Linked DNA regions of Homo sapiens: region 1 is linked to region 2. The links are chromatin contacts, found by Hi-C or POLR2A ChIA-PET in ENCODE. All regions are on one chromosome and are shown on one strand. Each heading gives the region's core, a stretch centred on a gene start or an enhancer-like site at or near the end of the contact. The rest is flanking DNA. Distances are from core to core; before and after follow the strand shown.

Region 1 (3,838 bases), core at 631-3,130, 250 kb after region 2:
TTATAGCTTCATGACACCTAATTGACATATAATGAGCAGCTCACATTTAAAATGTAAAATCTAATGGGTTTTAACATGTTTGTACCCCATGAAAGCATTACCATGGTCAACATAATAAACATTTCCATCATCTTCAAAAGCTTCCTGGTGTTCCTTTATAATCCATCACTCCATCTGTGCCCTGTCATCCCAGGGAACCACTGATCTGCTTTCTGTCACTGTATATTAGTTTGGATTTTCTAGAATTTGACATGAATTGAATACTATATGAATTACTCCTTTTTGTTTGGCTTCTCCCATTCAGCATAATTATTTTGAATCTATCCACGTTGTGTGTATCAATAGTTCACTTCCTTTTATTGCTGAGTAATATTCCATTGTATAGATACACCAAAATTTTTTATTCATTCACCTGTCGATGGACATTTGGGTTGTTTTTAATTTAGACTGTTACAAATAAAGCTGCTAGGAACATGAGTGTACAAGTCTTTGTGTGTACAGATGATGTTTTTCTTTCTCTTGGGCATGCTTTCATTTATAGCTTGGGTAAGTATCTATGAGTGGGATAGCTAAATTATATGGTTAAGTATATGTTTAACTTTTAAAGAAACTGACAAACCATTTTCCAAAGTGATGATATCATTTTACATTCCCACCAGCAGTATATGGGAGAGCTTCAGTTGCTCTACATCCTTGCCAACACATGATATGGTCTAGCTTTTTAATTTTAGCCATTCTAGTGGGTATGCAGTGCTATCTTGTTGTGGTTTGATTTGCATTTCCATAATGACTAATAATGTCGAGCATCTTCTAACGTGTTTATTTGCCATCTGTATATCTTTTTGTTAAAGTATCTATTTAAATCTTTTGCTCATTTAAAAAATTGAGCTGTTTGTCTTATTATTGAATCACAGTAGCTCAATAATAAGGTCTTTGTTGGATATATGTTTTTTGTTGAAGCTATGATTTGCAAATATTTTTTATACCAGTCTGTGGCTTGCCTTTTCATTTCCAATAATTTATTTTTAAACATAGTGAATCTGACATTTCTATGAGACATACAAGTAGAGCTCTCCAGCAGGGAGTCAGATATGGAGGTCTAGAGTCTAGAAGAGCTAGATGAAGACTCAGGATCTGTGAGTGAAAGGAGAAGATGACTACAAAGGGGCAGGAAGCACCATTTGGGGGTGATTGAACTGTTCTATGTCTTGATTTTAGTGGTGGTTATATATGGCTGTATACAATTATACACACTCAGAACTGTACACCCAAAACAGTGAATTTTACTTTTGTAAATTTACCTTAATAAAACAATTTTAATGGGGCAATAGTTGAAACAAACAAAAAAGTTGATCATTATTGAAGCTGGGTGATGGGTACATGAGGGTACTTTATATTATTCTCTGGTTGTTTGTAGGTTAAATTTCCAAAGTAAAAAGGAATAAAAACAACAACAATGACAGAGCAAACCCCTTGACCTCACATTCCCCTCTCACAATCATACCACTTCTGGGCCTCCTGTCTAAAAAAATTTCTTGAAAGAGTTGACTACAGACACAATTTTCGCATCTTCACCTTCCATTCAAGCTTTTCTCCCCACAACTCCGTGGACTCATGTCAAGGTTCTTGAGGTCATTGAAGACCTATTGACCTTCATGTAGCCCAAACAAGAGGTCATTTTCTTTCCTCACTTGACTCATCTCTCAGCGACATTCGTTAGTTTCTTTTCTTGGTCTCTGTCTCATCTTTCATACTCTTGGTGTTCCTCCTCTCTATTCACATCTTTTTAGTTTCATTTTCTGTCTTCTCTTTCCAAAACCTCTAAACTGTGACATGTATGAGGGTTAGCTTCTTAGCCCCAGTTCGCTCTCTCTTTTTTTTTTTTACACTCTTACTTCATCAGGGACTATGGCTTTAAATACTGTCTCTATGCCTATGACCACCAAATCAACACCTATGGCCCTGACCTCACCCCAAAGCCCCAAAGTCATATATCTAATGTCTTATTTGACATCTTCATCTGGAAGTCTACTAGGCTTCTCAAAAGTAAAATGTCTACAAAATTGAAAGGGTTATTTTCTCATACCTGTACTCTAGCCTACATATCCCAGTAAATGGCACTGTGTCCCCCAAGTCACTTGAGCTAAAAACTTAGAAATCATCCTTGCCTCCTCTCTTGCCATCTGTCATCTCCCACCATCCCCATTATTATCCATCTACTTCTGAAACGCTTACTGAATGCTTTCAATTTTCATTTCCACTACCATGATCCTAATTCAAGCTACCATATCCTTAGCTGTATGCATTTCTTGCCCCTACTCCTCTCTTTGATAAATATTTATGCTTAATTTAAGTTCTAAATTTCCATATGTAGTTTTATGAATGGTGCCTATAATATATGAAACTTTAAATTTAAATTTCTATAAAACTACAACACTCTACTCTTTCGTTTCTTAGAGACAGAGCCTGAATTTTTTAAAGTAGTACTGAAGAAAATTGAGGCATTTTATTAAAATGAAGATGGGGAAAATATGGAAATCCCCTGTCTAGTTCAAAGTCAAGACTGCATAGCTAAATTTGAAGACGGAGTTTAGTGCCAAGTCACTGTTAAGAAAGTACATGCTCTTTGTGCAGGGAAATCGAATGCTTGAAAACCAATAATATTTGGACTGGTTGGTACAGATTAAATCTTGGAAGTAACCTTCTGGTTTTGGTCTGTCTTTAGAAACATGGAGATAATCCTAGGAGAGAGAAACACTGGTTCCTTTTAGATCTGTTTGATTTCATTAGGACTAATTTATCAGTAAGCCATTGGGAACCTGGAAATTAGTAGATGAACAAGGCAGCACAAGTTAATTAATTAAAAATTAATTAGTCACCACAAATTTCATGTCAGCTGCTCACAGGTCTATGTTTTTTGTTGTTGTTATTGGTCTGGATACAAACAAGAAAAAGTCCTTATGTTCCTTATCTCACTTCTGACTTAATAGATCAAGCTCTTTTGGTTTTTCTCTTAAGAATTATTTACCAAAGTGTCAATATCTTGGAACCTTTCCCCAAATTTTCTACAATCTCCTTAAATCAAGTACTGCAATAGAATATTTTTATAGAAAAGAGGCTGATTACATGCCTGTAATTGCAGCACTTTGGGAAGCTGAAGTGGGAGGATTGCTTGAGCCCAGGAGTTCAAGACCAGACAGGGCAACATAGTGGGACCCCATCTTTGCAAAAATTTGTAAAAAAATTAAACAGGTGACATGCACCTGTAGTCCCAGCTACTGAGGAGGCTGAAGTGGGAGGATTGCTTGAGCCTGGGAGGTGGAGGCTGCAGTGAGCCTCCACATTCCAACTTGGGTGATAGAGTGAGACCTTGTCTCAAAAAAACAAAAGGAAAAAGAAAAGAGAGAGGAAAAAAAAAGAAGTACTATAGAAAAGAATGGCAGTGAGGTTTTGGAGACAGAAGAATCAGAAAAATAGTAGTAGGTACTAGCAATAAAAATAGAAAAACTTTGCCAGGCACAGTGGTTCACGCCTGTAAATCCCAGCATTTTGGAGGCTGAGGCAGGTGGATCACAAGGTCAGGAGTTTGAGACCAGCCTGGCCAACGTGGTGAAACCCCGTCTCTACTAAAAATACAAAAATTAGCTGGGTGTGGTGGTATGCACCTGTAATTCAAGCTACTCGGGAGGCTGAGGCAGGAGAATCCTTGATAATCGGGAGGCAGAGGTTGCAGTGAGCCAAGATCATGCCACTGCACTCCAGCCTGGGCAACAGAGCAAGACTTCATCTCAAAAGAAAGAAAAACTTACAGGTATTTTCCTGGTATTGGCTAAGAGAA
Region 2 (3,695 bases), core at 1,136-3,635:
GCAAAAAAGCATGAGGAACTTTCTGGTGTGACGGAAATATCTATAGCTTTATTGTGGTAGTGGTTACATGACTATACACACCTGCCAAAATTCATCAAACTGTACACTTAAAATATGTGAGTTTGATCATATGAAAATTATACCTTAATAAAGCTAGTAAAAAGACAAATTCCAATTATGTGATTTACAAAGCACAAATCTAAAGCCTTTTGTGTCTTTGAATAAAGGAGGCTGGGGGAAGAACTGCGTAGGCAAATAATAACCCAGAAATCTGGTGTAGCTAAATTAAACCCATACACAGTTAATTTTAGGCAAAGAGATAAAAAGGGCCATCACATATTAATAGAAATATTTAATTCCCTGGGAAGATATAATATGTTCCTAATAATGTATCTTCAAAAATATATAAACCCAAAAATAAAAGAACCTCAAGGAGAAACTAACCATAAGACAGTCTCATTTATGAACATAAATGCAAAAATCCTGAACAAAATATTAGTAATTCAAATCTAATAATTTCCAAAGAAAAATAATGTGTCTAAATTTGGGTTATTCCATAATTCAAGGTTGCTTCAATATCAATCAGTGTTATTCACTAGATGAAAGAAGAAAATATATGATTATCTCAAAGAATATAGAAAAAGCATTCAATAAAATACAACATTCATCATTCATGATTAAAACAAAGAATAGAAAGAAACTTCCTGAACTGGATAAAGGATATCACAAAGCAACCCTATAACAAATACCATACTTTATAATATAAATGAAAAGTTAAAGTTTTATCTATCACTATTTTAATTTAACATTGGAGATTCTTGCCAGTTCAGTAAGACAAGAAAAAAGAATTAACATTTTATGGGTTGGAAAGGGAAAAAAAACTATCATTACTTGTAAATGATATAAAGAATCTACAAATTACTTTTATTAATAAGGAAGCCAATAAGGTTTCCATATACATGATAAAATGTAGGACCCTTTGACAGTGGCATGGCTAAATAAACTACAGTAAAATAAACACAATAAAATATTCTATAGCAATGAAAATGAATGAACTAAAGTTACACAGGTCAACCTGGATAAAACTCAGAACATTGTGTTTTGTGGGGAGCAAGTCACAAAATAATCAGTATGATTCTATTACATAAAAGCTAAAATGAGATAGTATATTGCTTTGGGATATATATATGGTAAAATTATATGTGGTACATATGTAGTAAAACTAAAAAAAAAAAAGCAAACAAACAAGACAGTAAGTAACTCAAAATCCAGGAAAGTAGTTGGGGAGAGGAGAAAACAATAGGAGAGAGGTACATAAGGGTTTCAGTAGCAATGATAATGTTCTTCAGATGAGTAGCAGAAATGTGGATGTTTTCTTTATTTAATCCTTTAAAGTGTATCTACATGTTATATATTCCCTTCCACATGTATGATATACTTCATAATCTAAAGAAGTAAATGAACCTGAGTGAACTTTGTTAGAAATGCATTTTAAAGTCAATGTTACTTCAAGTTGGAAAACACAGGCATTTAGGAAGTTCTTTTTCTATATCTAAGTTTTGAAATTAATATTTATTATTTTTTCTTATTCCTTATTCTAGGAAAGTTGAGAGTTCTCATTTATACAATGGTTTTCCTATTACACTGAAATCATAAGAAACTCTCTTGGTAGGTTTTAAAGGTAAATTATACAACCATTTTGTTTTCACAACTGCCTGTATAAGACAGAAGAAAAACAACAAATGAACAATTAACTGGTAAGGAAAGAATATTAACTAATAAGAAATGTCAAAAAGGCTTGACTTCTCATATTAAAAACAACTTTTTGGTGGAAAAAACCTAATCCCTTCTTTTGAAAGAGAATTTTTCAAAATTCTCAGTGTTGGGGCGGTGGGGGGTGAGTGGCTGGGGGTTGGGAAATCAGATCTCAGATCAATAAACAGGCAAACAGGTTGACTAAGAATAGAAGGTATCATTATGTATTTTACATATTTTGTATTTTCTGCATATTAGATGTTTTGACATCTTAAAACTACCTTTCTGGCTAGAGAGAGACTGTCTCTTTCAAGGCTAGCCGATTCTCAGAGATAACAAAGAGCCCGGCTGGTAGCATGCCTTTGACAAGAAAATTCACCAATCTAGAGACACCCCTCCTCTATCTGGCCCTCAGAGGCAATATTTCTCTGCCTTTACTATACCACAGCCAGGTACCAAGCAAGCAGGGACCACCCAGAAAGCTTGGAGCCTAACCAAACTACTTCAACTAGCAATTCTAAACTGTTAACCCTGCCCTGCCTTGCCTTTCCCTTGGAAACTCCAATAAAGGCTGTGGCTGGCCCAAGCTCTCCCCTGGCTCCTGCCTTCTGCCTCCTGACTAACACGGGTGTTTTCCCTTGTGGCCCTGCGTAGCATGTGGTGACACGCCTCTATGGGACCTGTGAATGTAACAAATTTCTTCCTTCCAAGCCCTGTTCTCATTTCCCCTTCAGTGGCTGTACTGATTTTATCACATATCCAACATGTACATTCTTAAAACACATAGCAAAGCAGGAGTTTCAGATGTTAACCAAGGTCTCCAGGAATGACAATTCTGGAGCTCAGGGCGAGCAGAGATTAGTGAAGGAGGGAGCAAATTTACAGGAAACAAGAATATGCAAATACTGAGAGTTTGAGAGTTCAGTGGTCGAAAAACAGGAGATAGCTGTGGAAAGTGCACACTGGGAAGGGGCAGCTCTGAGGCACCTCACGGCACCTGGACAACCTCAACCAGCTTAAGGTGCCTAACAGAGGAATTTATAAGCTTCTTGCTGGTATGGGAACAAATCCCCAAGTGAGGTGCCTGCTAGATAGATCTGCAGGTTGAAGTAGATCAGGGAAACGACACACCGGAGGAGAGGGATGTAGGGGCAGAAAAGAGGGGCCCATCCAAAAAATGTGTGTGTATCCCCACCTACCCTTACCTCCTTCCACTTTTTCTACAAGCGTCAGAACTGCTCAACATCATCACTTCCAAATCAGTTTTGGTGACAGAGTCCAATTGCCCAAACCAGATGCAATGCCCTCATTATGTCTTACCAGCCCTCCTGCTCCTGCCTCCTCCAGTTCATGCTTCACGTAGCCACAGAGTAATCTTTATAGAACACAAATATCACCATATTACTTCCCAGCTTAAAAACCTTTCAGGATTGACCCATATCCACCCAGAGTAGCCTCCAAGCCACTTAGATTGTCCTCCTTTCTGCCGTCCTTCTGGCTTCTCTGGCTGGAGACTTTAGACCACAGCACTGTAAACTGATTCCAACTCCATGTTAATATGTTAATTTAATATGTTAATATTAAAATATTATTTCATGGGTCCAGGTATTAGCACATTATGTACTCTTTTCTCCTTCTGAAAGGAAGAATCTTTGCCTGCCTTAACACTATTATTCATCTTCAAAAATCTGTGCAACACTTCATTCTGAAGCCTCCTCAAACAACTGCAGTCTGCTCGCTTTATGGACCACCTTGCTGCTCTCATTACATTCAATGCACACTATTTTATTCACATGTATGTCTGTCTTCCCAACTACACTGCAGACTACTTGAGGGCAGGGATGGTATCTTATTTTTTCTTTGTATTTCCAGTGGGTAGCACAGCACCTGACCCATAAAAAAACTATCATCTATTGAGCACCTACCGTACAGCAGATCCC

Evidence for each region. Hi-C counts contacts between places; a loop is a spot of excess contacts on that map. ChIA-PET counts read pairs that join two places held with the same protein, here RNA polymerase II (POLR2A). Pooled maps may share reads with other maps.
Region 1: a loop to region 2 is called in a pooled map, with 2.1 times the contacts of the local background. The contact joins two enhancer-like sites. A Hi-C loop is called at or near these places in 1 of 168 maps with a recorded cell type or tissue (PC-9) and 4 of 50 pooled maps. POLR2A ChIA-PET finds 5 or more read pairs at or near these places in 2 of 52 experiments (T-cell and activated T-cell).

The regions. Positions count from the first base shown.
Region 1 is chr6:90,423,616-90,427,453 of GRCh38, forward strand. No RefSeq gene overlaps it. Among named protein-coding and RNA genes, the nearest start is that of MIR4464, 110 kb to the left of the region's middle. RefSeq lists an enhancer at 1,661-1,950. Within about 2 kb of position 1,881, at least 4 of the 41 ENCODE cell types and tissues checked have a DNase peak (open chromatin) inside an H3K27ac peak, as active enhancers do.
Region 2 is chr6:90,173,691-90,177,385 of GRCh38, forward strand. The region is part of intron 4 of BACH2 (BACH transcriptional regulator 2); the gene reads right to left. Among named protein-coding and RNA genes, the nearest start is that of BACH2, 120 kb to the right of the region's middle. RefSeq lists an enhancer at 44-188 and a cis regulatory region at 116. Within about 2 kb of position 2,386, at least 9 of the 41 ENCODE cell types and tissues checked have a DNase peak (open chromatin) inside an H3K27ac peak, as active enhancers do.